2 separate regions of the Homo sapiens genome follow, and region 2 is linked to region 1. Evidence: chromatin contacts called from ENCODE Hi-C or POLR2A ChIA-PET data. All regions are on one chromosome and are shown on one strand. Each heading gives the region's core, a stretch centred on a gene start or an enhancer-like site at or near the end of the contact. The rest is flanking DNA. Distances are from core to core; before and after follow the strand shown.

Evidence for each region. A loop is a pair of places that touch in the nucleus more often than their neighbours do. ChIA-PET counts read pairs that join two places held with the same protein, here RNA polymerase II (POLR2A). Pooled maps may share reads with other maps.
Region 2: a loop to region 1 is called in a map of heart right ventricle, with 2.6 times the contacts of the local background. The contact joins the enhancer-like site here to the promoter of LINC01140 in region 1. A Hi-C loop is called at or near these places in 28 of 168 maps with a recorded cell type or tissue (A673, GM11168, HCT116 and 16 more), 20 of 37 single-sample maps with no recorded cell type and 22 of 50 pooled maps. POLR2A ChIA-PET finds 5 or more read pairs at or near these places in 1 of 52 experiments (AG04449).

Annotation. Positions count from the first base shown.
Region 1 is chr1:87,127,124-87,133,513 of GRCh38, reverse strand. It overlaps LINC01140 (long intergenic non-protein coding RNA 1140), which reads right to left and starts at 3,749. Exons shown (of 3, transcript NR_026989.1): 1 at 3,520-3,749.
Region 2 is chr1:87,276,763-87,283,152 of GRCh38, reverse strand. No RefSeq gene overlaps it. Among named protein-coding and RNA genes, the nearest start is that of LMO4, 49 kb to the left of the region's middle. Within about 2 kb of position 3,797, at least 6 of the 41 ENCODE cell types and tissues checked have a DNase peak (open chromatin) inside an H3K27ac peak, as active enhancers do; they include heart right ventricle, where a contact is called at or near this core.

The sequences.
Region 1 (6,390 bases), core at 2,500-4,999:
TGAATCCTTCTTCAAGAGTCCTGGGAGAAGAAAATAAGCCCCGTTACCCTCTCCTCCTTTCTGTCTTGGAGAGAAGAGGCCTATAAAACACTAATAGTGCAGGGGAAGTTTTTTCTAATTCCAAACAAGGTGGGAAAAGCAGGAACCTTTTGATTTCTGTAAGATCAATTTGGTGAAGGGCTAGCACGGAAGTTTAGACTGGACCATGATAACAGTTACCCTTTACTGAGCCTTTTCACTTGCCAGGAGGACACTGTAGATGCATAATAGTTCATAATCCTCACCACAACTCTGTGAGCTAGGAAGTTGTATTCCCACTTGACAGAACAGGAAACTGAGGCTCAAAAAGTTAACCAACTTACCCATAGTGCTAGAGCTCACAAACAGCAAAGGCAGGATTCAGACACCTCAAGGCAGTGAACAGGCGGCCCCTGGTTCTGGTCCTCCCTCTCCCGTTCTCCTCTACCCAGGCTTGATGCTGGGTCCATCCTCCCTTTGGCCTCACCATTAAAGCTAATGCTGACATTTCCATCAGCTTCCCAGTCTCACACTCCCAGGAGTAGCAACATGTATCAAGCCCTGGCGCAGACATAGTCCTTACAAAAGGCAACTTCTGGGGAAGAAAAAGAAACTCCTTGTTCTCCGCTCACTTTCAGAACTGATGCCCTGGCAGACATGAAGCGTGCTTTCGGCACGAAGGAGGAAGAAGAGGAACGCGCAGGGCTTGATTCCCGGTTCTCCAGAATTCGGAAGTGGAAGAAGCCTGGGAGTGACAAGGGACCCCAGATCCGGCCTAAACCAGCGCCCTGGGGTCAAGCCCCTGCGTAGTCCTGGACAAAGGAGCCGCGACCTGGAGGGGGGACCGGGAGAAGGGAACGGAGACCCCAGTGGAGCCAAGGAGCCTGGATGGGCAAAGGAAATGGGCGACGGGTAAATGGAGATGCAGCCGGGGATGGGAGAGGACGACCATCGACTGGGAAGCGGAAACCCCCTTGCGGTTTGAGGGCCCTGAGGAGGGGAAGCGCCCCGCACCCGCCCCCCAGCCCGCCTCCAGGGGTGAAGGACGGCAGGGCCTCCCGAGGCCGCCGCGCCGGGACAGCCTGACCGAGCAGCACCGAGACGAGGCCGGCGCCCACCGCCCCTGCCCGGCCCCCGTCCGCTCCTCGGGCTAGCACTAGGCCCCACCGTGCAAGCGCACTGTGCATCGCGCCTGCAGCCTTTCGAAAATAGAAAAATAGGGAGTATATGTAGTACCCCACACCCTTGTAATGATGCCGCTCCAAGCAAATGAGTCCTTAATAACAACAGGGTGCTGGGGGCAGCGACCGATGGGGAGCAAACAGCCTGGCCCTGTGGTGTAGAACTCGCGGCAATGGAGACTCCCGACACTCCATGTGGCACAAGTCCCAGGTCCCGGCGGGCCAGCATCCGGCCTTCCCCGGCGAGGAGCCGGGCTTCTGACGGGAGGGCAGGGTGGCGAGAGGGCGCCAGCAGGACGCCTGACCTTGCGTGAAAAACCAGAGAATTCCACAGCACCGTGGCGAGTGCTCCCCGGCTGCGACCGCGCCTCGGGCCGCGAGGATGTTCCTATGGCGCCACCTAGTGTCGGAGGTGCAGACAACGCTCTGGCGAGGGCTGCAAGGACGGCCTGCGACCAGCCCTGGAACCTCAGACTTAGGCTGGGACCTTGGGATGGGTCATCCCAGGGGCTCCAGCTGTGGACGAGTGATGCCCTTCCAACAGGCAAAAAGCCCCCCAGACGTCTCTCTCTTCCTGCTGCAACCAAAGCTAAAAAGAAAATTTGCCAGAATGAATGGAATAACTGACGGTCCCCTTCAATGAGACGTCCATGAGGTGATGTCTGGTTTTTCCTAAATACAATGGCCAGTCGATTATTAGTTCATCCAGAAAAAATATAGATGCTGTCATCGTATAAACATGAGTCTCCACATAGAACTGAGCCTCAGACCCGCTGGAGGTGCTCTGTCTGGGAAACACTGAACTAGAATTTTGGGTGGAACGAAGTAGAAGCTTTACTTTTTATTTAACAGTAGCCTGAAGACCTCCTGCAGAATAATGGAAAGGATAAAGACCTGGGAGCCAGGATACTAAGGTTCTGGCATTAGCTCTGCCCCCCAGTTGTCTGTTTGACCTCGACCAGAGGGAAACAGTTTTACTACCTCTCACAATACTGTGCAGTCTGGATTGGTATCTCCATGTAATCAATAAGGAAATAGGGGCTCCAGGAGTTTACCCAAGGCCGGGCAGCAGATCAGTGGCCAGACCAAGCTTCAGCTGCACGTCTGCCCGACTCTGAAGAGCACGTTGCCTTCACAAGCCATCAAATCCCTTCGTGCTTTGGCCTCTTCATCTACCGCTTGAAGGGTCTGTACCAAGTGGTCATGGTTCCTTCCAGATACAGCAAACCGTGATTCTAAGGTTTCACTGATCCCTTAAAATCCAGTTTTAGTGCTCACAAACCCCATGGTGATAACAAAAGAGCCTTTAAAAAGGATTTATCCACCTATAAAAACCATTAGATTTTATTTGGGGCTGTGGGCAAAGAACACCAAAGCAAACGTGTTGGAACATCAAACCTCCTTTAAAATTTAGGGCAGCAGGGACAGAGGAGAAAATCTGCACAGGGCAAGGAGGGACAACTTACAGATTCCATGGCTGGAACCAGACTGCGGGACACTATTTATCTGCCATTGGCTTCCTGGGGGATAATTGCCTCCTGACAATTGTTTAGACTTGATAAATACATGAAATGGGACCGCCAACAGTTTATCTGGCTACCAGTTCAGATCCGGACAGAACCAGATGAAGAAGTCAGGCATATTTGCAATAACCTCAAAGATAAAACCTTCCTATCAGAGGCAGCTTATCTCCTCCTCTGGGTCATGCTGCCTAGTAACTGCCACCTCCAAAAGAAGGAAGGGGAGAGCACTTCTAGCAGGGGGTTCACAGTGGGCCTTGCTTGCCTTGAACTCCCCTTCCTGCCCACACGACAGGCCACCTGTCTGGCAGCAAGGGAGTGGTACTGTGCCCTGATCTGGAAGGCTTAGGAAAGATGTTGGCAAGGAAAGTGGAAGTAATGAGCAACTAGATCCCAAAGCCAAGGTCACCTAACTCTGAGATGAATGCGTTCCTTGTGGGCTCTTCCTCTGTTTCACATGGACAAGCTAAAGGAACTTCAGGCCTCCCCAGCAAAGATAACACCATGAATCGCAGCTCACAGGAGCTGGGACCCTGCTGGGCTACATACTCACCCCATGACCAAAGGCAAGTGGGACCTCTGGGCCTCAGTTTCCTCACCTCTCAGGGGTTTGAGCTAAATAATCCCTAAGATCCTACTGAGCCATTTTATGGACTGGAATCAAACCAGCCAGACCTCTTTATGGTTTAAAAGAGGCCAGAGGTTTCATCGAAGAACCATCTCCCTCCCTTACATTTTTCCTCAGCCCGCTTGCTTTTCTCTTCTCCCTCCCCGACACCTCTCATTTGCCGGCCACAAACCTCCATCCTCCAACTCCTTTCCAACGTCAGTAGCTGGCTCCACCAGGCTGGCTAAGGAGCGAGGAGACCATCACCTCAGAAAGCAGCCCCGCTGGGAGGTCCACGGAGCAGTTCGCCGAGCTGTGCACAGGCCCTTTATTTTCCATCTGTCAAGAAAGGAAGCTGCCTGTTGCTTATTTCCTCCTCCCACTCTTCTCCCTTCCCGCCAGCAGACTCTTCCACTTTCAAAATATTCTGATGGGGGATCACAGGAGTTTTCCTCAAACAAGATCACTTGGGGTCAACTACTGAGCAACTCCCAGCCTCAGCCCCACCCATTCCCTCACCCTCCAGCTTGAGCAATAGCTCCAGTTAGTAAAGCAGTTGGATCAACAGGACAACAACCAAAAGTGACCTTCTACGTCCTAAAGCCCTTGCCTGACACCACCTCTTTTTTTTTTTAAATTATTCAGGGGCCTTTTGGGGACCCCCAGTTGAGCTGTATTCTGCAGAAAGAACTTCCAAACGAAAGGAATAAGGCATTGTTTTACCAAGAGCCTTTTCTCCCTCAAGAAACACAATGTAAACTAGGAAACTTGCACTTTCTTTTACCTTTGGGTAGATGAGCAGAAGGGAAGAGTTACTACCCAGGGTGAGGTCATTCCTCCATGGTGGTAGAATATCTGGTTCTTTCAGTTTCCCCATGGTGCTGGCCTCACAATAGGTGTTCATGAGGTGCAGGCTAATTGGGTGAGTGGATGCAGTGCTCTGATGGATTTATTCAGTGTACAAGATTGCAAAGCCATGTGCCAGCAAAGGCTTAACCACCCCACCCTACCCTTCAGACCAGCCCCATAGCTTTCCATGTCCCTGTCTGCCCAGCCTCAGGCCAAAGCAAAGGCAGGGATCTGAGCTGTACCCACTGTGAATGCCCATCTCCTGACCCCTGTGCTAGTGTCTTGTCCCTGCATGCCTCGGCTGTCTTCTCTCTGGACTATGATTCATGGCAGATATTAAAAAGGAAACAGCATCCTTCAATTCTTTCTACCATTTCTCTTATCTTTAAAGGGTTCTTATTAAGCAGTATCTTCAAACTTATTTATGTGATGTCATGCTAGGAAGCAGCGTTGTCAATGTGCCACTTTCCATGAGCACTGAATTCAGTAAAAATAAAAGCCAAATAAATGATATATTGTCTCCATGCAGAATCTTCTCTAGTCATGACTAGCTATCCAGATAGTAGGGAATCCCTAAAGATAATCAGATAATGGTGACTTTTGCTTACTGAGGCAAGCTCCCCTTTCCTCTGCGCTTCTGGAGTGATTGATCCAGAGAGGCCAGCTTCTTGCTGGGGCACAGCTGCAATCCGCTGTAAGAAGCCAGCCCAGAAGCGGGGACACAAAATCATGGGGAGCCGACCATGGCCAAAGCATCATGCTATTACCCTTCACTTCACATTTTTTAGCTCTTTTTTGAATGTTATGAAAGATACACAGATGTATATATTTTATGTTTTCATATTAAAATGTTTTCATATTAAAAATCAAAGGGCAGGAGGAAGTGAGGAAGGGGAAGAAAGTAGCATTCAAACGCCAAGCATCATGCTGGGAACTTGGAGTTCTCAAGCCCTCCAGTCTTGGTCACTGGGGAAGGGAATGGGTATCACCCGCTTAGTTCATATTTGAATAACTGCTCATACTTGAAAATGTCTTCAACTGCAACAACATGAAGTGGGGAGCCCCCACAGGATCTCCACGTCTTCCCTGAGAGCTCTTGGACCATGCTCCTTCATCCTCCATGATTTTGATCTTGCAGTTCTGTTTACCTTCAGTGCCTTCTCACTCTTTACACCCTCATCCCAACCCCTTCCACTTTTCAAGACTCATTTAGACATCATCCCCAAGAAAGCTTCTGATTCCCCACTGTCCAGTCCCATCTGGGTGGGTACCCATAGAGATGTCCTGTACACCTTGTCCCCACGTGTTAGAATACTCTGTATATCTGTCTGCTTCCTCAAGGTACTGTGAGCTCTTTGAATGAGAGTCTTGTTCAGGTTTGCATCCCCAGTATCTACTGGTTCAGTTCTAGGCTACCACTTGCCCAAACAACACCTCTGTGTTCTAAGAAAAAGAAGAATGCAGCCCCATCCCTCCCACTCACGCCATACGCACACTGTCAGCCTCCAAGCAAGGCCATGTGACTCCCTTGTTCAAGTCAGAAAAAGGTTCTCCCTCCTCATAGTGGGTGCAGCTCTACAGCAAGGAGCAAGGCGTGGTGAGTAGGAGATGAGCTGGATGTCAGCACCCACTGGGCCCAGGCTCCAGGTAACCTGCACAACTGTATTGGTTGGCTCTGGTTGGATCAATCACTCCATCCAGAGAGCAGTGACCCACTTCTCCTGACCTCTGGCTCAGCTTCCAAGACACCAGGCTGCTTTTCTGCTCTACTACCAGCTACTCCCTCTAACTACAGCTGCTCCATGAGGTAGATAAGCCCCTGTGTCTCTAATGGCACAGTGCCCCATGCAACCCAAACACAGACCCCCAGGAGAGAGAAGCCAGGGAGGTCCTGTTTCTTCCAGGCCCATTGCCAGCCTCTGTCCGGGTCTGGGCACATGGGCTCATTTACATGGCTGGTTTGGAGCCTTTGGCAGATGAAAGCGTGCGGATGGTTTTATATGTGTTGCTCATCATTAAACCTCCCCTTCAGGGTTTCTTGCCGCCTTTGGTTTGTGTCTCAATCTGGAGCAAATTTAAGCAACGGTTTAGGCCTCTGCATTTCCTTGGTTTAATTAATAATTCATAATAAAAATTTAATCAAGGCATAAGCTTTTGTGGAAGGTTATAAAACACTTTTATTTGCCCTGGAGATCAGAATGACCACTTTCTAAAT
Region 2 (6,390 bases), core at 2,548-5,047, 150 kb before region 1:
CCAGCAGATATCTACTAATTCAATGCTCAGAACACTCGGGAGTGAAAGGTATCATTACTAAGAAATTGCACCCAGTTTTTTTTTTTAATCATTTCACAATTAAAACCTTAAACTAGCCCTAAAATACTGGCATAAATAGGCTAAATCTGTGTAACTACAAGCATATAGTAATACTTTCCTAATTATTTTCTAATCACCAGGAAGTTGACTAGGATAAATAAATATGAACTGCTTATGTGTGTCCAATATTTCGCTGAGCATTAAGGGGATCGTGTGGGAACAGGAGTTGGAAAAAGTAAGTTTCAATGCCTGCCTCAAGGAGCTTACCCACTACGGAAGTTACCTGGGACCAGAAATAGATCATGGAGATCATCTAGTCCACAGATATTTCCCTGAAAGTTCCTGAGAAGCCACCAAAGAGTTGGGGGAGGGGAGCTGGAGTGGTGGGGAGGGCGGATCATAATAGGTTGAGCTGATGAGTTCTGAGCTCCCGGTTCTTCTTCAGAATGTCTCCTGCTACATCTGCTCTGTATAGAGGCATATCACAAAAAATAGTGTTTGTAAAAAAGGTTTTTACTCCTTTAAAAGTGTTTGAACACTACAGATATAGTCCAGCTTCCTTATGTTGCTCCTGCAGATTTCAATGCCCAGATCTGCCTCTTACATGCATTTAATTGCCACATTTAAATAAGAACTGGCTGGCTAAGGCAGGCGTGGGTCTAGAGCCCTCTCCTCCTGACACCAGGCCACCACCGTTCTACCACCAAGCCTCACTTCACTTACATGAACAGCCAGATAAAACCATTGTCAAGAGGTCTCATGCAGAAATTCAAAGAAGAAAGATCCTTCTCTTGAGTCATTCACTATTCTACAGGGTAGTGAGTAGTATTGTATTAGGGTTCTCTAGAGGGACAGAACTAATAAGATAGGTGTATATATGAAGGGGAGTTTATTAAGGAGAATTGACTCAAAATCACAAGGTGAAATCCCACGATAGGCCTTCTGCAAGCTGAGGAGCAAGAATGGCAGTCGTGGCTCAGTCCCAATTCCAAAACCTTGAAAGTAGGGAAGCTGACAGTACAGCCTTCAGTCTGTGGCCGAAGGCCCAAGAGCCATTGCTGTAAGTCCAAAAGTCCAAGAGCCACAATTTTGGAGTCTGATGTTCGAGGGCAGGAAGCATCCAGCATGGGAGAAAGATGAAGGCCAGAAGACTCAGCAAGTTGGCATCTCCCACCTTCTGCCTGCTTTATCCTAGCCACACTGGCAGCTGATTGGATGGTTCGCACCCACATTAAGGGTGGGTCTGCCTCTCCCAGTCCACTGACTCAAATGTTCATCTCTTTTGGCAACACCCTCACAGACACACCCAGAAACAATACTTTGCATCCTTCAACCCAATCAAGTTGACGCTTAATATTAACCATCACTGTTATACTTTGTGGAAGGTGGGATAGGGGGAGAAGAGGAGAATAGAAGGGAGAAGAAAGCTGGCACGTCTGAGGCCTGCACCATGCAAGGTGTCAGGTGCTTGGCCTGTGTAGAAGAGCATGAAGTGAGACAGGAGCTGACAAGGAAGAATATAAAGGAGAAAGGAGTAGAGGAAAGAAGGATGGGAGAGGCAGGGGCCACACCAGCCAAGAAGTTCCAAGAATCACACTTAAAACAGATGTTTCTTCCTTTGTTTTTGTGTCACAGGTTTGAAATCCTCAAGTCACCTACTCAACATTTTCTCAGGAAATCATAATCAGACCCTTTAAAATTTGCTGTAACTGCAAATGCTTATATTCTAATAGCAAATGCTTATTGACAGTCATTGTGTGGCAGGCACTGCGCTCAGGGCCAGACAGAATATGGGCAGCTTGGGTTGGCTCACCGTTTGGTGTCACTACAAACCAATATCCTATTGACCAACAGTCGTTTTCTGAGGGTGAGAGAAACTGATTTTCTGTTAATATAATTCATATTCATCGATCTTGATGTTCAAAATAAGAGACTTATTTCATGTACTGAAACATTTTGACTTAATTAAAATTGCCTTCCATTTCACTTATTTCACTCTCACAACTGAATAGTGTTCTTTTCAAAGCATTAAGATAACATACTGATAGAGTTGTAAAATCTTGTTCAAATTTTGCTTAAAAATCTAATTTCTCTGACTTTCATGTTGACAGAATGTTTCCCGTGTTTTTGTTCTTGTTTTCTGTTATGATTCTTTAAAAGCAGACAACCCCGTTTGGGAAGCCTAGTATCAGGATTCTAATTTAGATAATAGCATAATTCTCCAGAATACAGCCATAAGCCCGGCATCATTTGGTTTTAGATTTTCAGCTGGCTATGACTTCCAGCTTCAGGCTGGGTGGTGGCAGAACCTGCATGTGTCCCATGCAACTCAGCCACACTGGCCAATCAGGATAGTTTTTTTCTCTATTCCAAGGGGCTGTCTATTCCGGCAGGACAGAGCCAATTCCATTTCGCCAGGATGACGTGTAGACACCTGAGTTACTGGCACCATGTTTATAATTTATTCCTGGGGTATTTGGTCTCCCTTCAGCATGGACCCATAGACCCTCAGGCAGCTGCCCTGATGGCCAGCTCTTAATCTGGCTTTGACTGTGCCAGCTGTTCACATGCATTTAATCCTCACAACAATGGTAAGAAAATAAGTATTATTATACCCATTTTACAGATTAATAAATTGAAGCTGAGAGTGATTAAGTAACAAACTAACTGGAAAACAGTAGAGTCAGGGTTTGAACCAGAATATGTCATTTCAAAGCTCATGCTCTTACAGTATACACGACTCTATACTGACACCTCTTGGTAAGTTAAGTACATCTTTCACTTATATTCCTATTTTAGAGTTTCTGCCAAAATTGCTGTTTTTAACTTGAGACCTACAAAGTCAACAGCATTGACTTTGGGTCACTAGCTCTGTCAGTTCTACCAAGACAGCAGTGTGTGGCGTAGTAGTAGTAAGAGCCCAGGACTAGGAGGCCTAGTCTATGGGTCACAAGGCCTAACACATAGTAGGTGCTTTGTGTAGAATTATGAAGCACAAGTCACCTGTGTACATTTGATTATGACTTTCTTCTGAGTATTTAAGAGACCACTTTAATTAAAGATCCTGCAGTTTATACCTGCATCACAAGGGTTGTAAAACACTGTAGTGTAGCATCAAAAACTACCACCATTTACTGAAAACGTATTAAACTTCCTACATAGTACAGGAACTGAGGAGCAAGGAGAGTGTAGGAGACTTTTGCTCAAAGTAGCCTCTGCCTCTAACTGCTATTTTATTCAACTTGTCTTCCCTTCTAACTTTGTCCCAGAAAAATCTCTAGGGAAATGAAATTAAGCTGTTTCCCAGATTTACTTTTCAAAATTAGTCCTGGGCTGGCCTTCAACACTGCAAACACATTCTGTGTAGTCACAAGGGAGGACTGCATTGAATTCTTGGACCAACTATGAAGCTCTGGGGGCCAGACAAGCTGAACAGGCTCAAGAAAAACACAGAGTGGGTGTTTTGTGCTAATTACTGCCCACCACGCTGGTCTGTCCAGGGGCGGAAGCCTCTTTCCTGTGCCCTTTTGTTTGTCCTTGCCCTTTCCTGCTATTAGAAATAATATCTGTTTTCTGCCTGTGCTTGGGTTTTGGGCTGGGTAACTGTTACCCACAGTAACTAAATCAGGCCATAGTTTTGCACAAATACCCAGGGACCATCATCAGAATTAGGGCAGTTTCCCAATCTAAATGGTCCTCCTTCACAGAGGTGGGAGGTGGCGTGGTTTTTCTTGACACATGGGCTGCCTGCTGTGGTTAGTCACCCTGTCTGAGGGCCCATCTGTAAAAGCTAGACATCGTCAAGGACTTGGCTTCATCATTTTCTTGGGACGAAGAAATTCAATTTTAAATCTGCATATTCATCATTCTGGAGAAATAAACACAGTGTGAAACTAACTAAAATATTTAATAGTCAACATTTAATAATTCCCCAATCATATGTGGAATGAGATTTCATTCTCAGGAATTGTAACACTCATACATATGTAATTATACAGGCAGTATTCAAGAAAGCTATCTTTCTTTCCCATAATAGATTTTCTTTCATTCTATGTGAGTTTTCAACAGATTGGCCCCAAGAGGAAAATACCGCCTACTCTGTCCTTTCCTTACAGTGCTGAGGTCATGGTGTTTTAAGCATTACTGGAATTTCCTTTGTATCCAAGTCTTTCTTATCTTCTCATCCTTAAAGTCATCTTTTCACTGACATTCTCTCTCAACACAAACAAAGCAACAACAACAATTTTTTAGCAGAAAATATCTACATAAATTCGGATTTTGTTCAGGTAAGAATTACTCCAGAGGGAAGTCCTCATCTGACACCAGTCCTCTGCTTTTTCTTAGCCATAGAAAGATGCTCAGCTCTGGGCAAATGTAATCTCCTGGTGCCCATGGTGAGGAGGTGTTGAGGGAGCAAATTTTAGGAGTCTGATATCAGTGACCGTTTTGCCAGTAAAATTGTGGATTTCAACACATCTTCTTTTATAAATGTTTAACACAGGGGAGATTTAGAGGGACTGTTTGTGGTCAACTTTTGTAGAGTCTATCCATAAATGCCATTTATTTTTCATCACACAAGAAATTAACAAAATCTAAACCAATCCCTCCTGCAAAGACATTATTCAGTGGTAACAAGTCCCGATATGAAGAATTTGGGTTTCCTTCTGTCTAATCATATGGCCATTTTCCCAACTGTTTCACACATGCTAATGGAGTGTGACAAGTAAAACACATTTGGCTCAGTGTAGGGTCCAACATGAGATGGCTTCACAATGACAAAGCTTCTGATCATTTTTCCCCTAATCTACCACTGCTTTGGGGAGTTGGTGTCTTCCCTGTCATGAGTGATTTCAGTGCACTGATCAGGGTAGACTTGACAGATTCTTTATCAATGTCAAATGCCTTTTGTGGTTAAGTCCAGTAACGCTAAAACAAAACGCCTCATAGATATTAGATATATGGTGGCATTACGGAATTCTCTTGCAGGCAATATTTTTTGGTCAACCTATGAAAAGAAAAATGGAGCGCAAGCTAAAAAGCAAAGGAAGATGCAGTAGAAGTCCTGACAGTTATTTCCATGGAAAACAGACAATGTGAATGACGTGGGGCCAATCGCCCTTCCCCTCTTTTATTCATGTTAAAATAGAACAAAGAGAAATTGCCAACAAAGAAAGCAATGATCTAGGAGGAGGGGACTGAATCTCATCCACTCTCCCAATATTTAACTTTAGTGCAAACTGCCTTAGAAAAAGTAGAATCCAAGAATCTCTGAGCAAAATTGTCTGGGAGATATTGAGTGGTGTTTTCTTTTGGCAAGAAGGGTTTGCAATGCCATCCCTGTGCCTTTCTAGCAGTACAGCCATGACAATTGTATTATGGAGAATACTCTCTTCTTCAGTTCATAACAATGGTTATTCCACGGGCAGATTATTAAGGAATCCCTCACAGGTGCACACTGTGAGGCCTACATGTATATGTGAGAAAGATACCAACCACCCCTGCACTCCCCATCCAAAATAAATAAAATATCCCAACCACTTGCTGAATCTGAATTGTGCTAATCTAAAATTTCAGATTGCCACTCTCAGAATAACATGGACTCCAGGAAGCTTCATTTGCCTTTTTAGAAACCCCAAAGCCAAGGACAACAAAATTCTCATCAAAGCCACAAACGAACAGTGGAAAGAATTACTCCAAGTGCTGGGTGCTAACCTGAAATTGTTATGTGTTACACTATCAAACTGGTAAATTAATATGAACAAACAAGCCATACGACACACCCTGAGTCCTCGCCTTCAGATGCTCTTCTTCTGTTTTATACAGTTAAAGGCTGAAGCTATTTCAATATTTTATATGATTTTTTCTTTTTTTTGTACTAATTTAGAAAGTTGGTACTTTAATGTAATTGAACTCACTGAAGCTAAAAATGTCCAGACCTTCTTAATAAGGTAGCTTCCAATATTAAACTTTGGGGTCTGTTTTCCTCCCAAGCAGGCACTTAATTCCCATTAGCACTAATGGCAAGTGTGCACAAACATTGAGTAGGAAATATATATCTCTTTGTCTCTTTGTACTGAGGTCCAAGAAGGGAAAAAAAGAAAGCAAGAAAAAAAAACAACAACTTTGAGATTGGATAAAAGAAGTAGAGCTGTAGATTCATTTACAAAGATGAAATTAATGCCTAGCACCCCCAAATTTCAGGGAGAACACATCTTTAATAAGCAAGATGAGGAGAAAATTTCTAAATCATTTCAAATAATACCCAAGCCATGCTTTTCTGAGAAGCCTGTTTCCCCTCCATCCCCAGCATATACATTAAACCCATTTTGC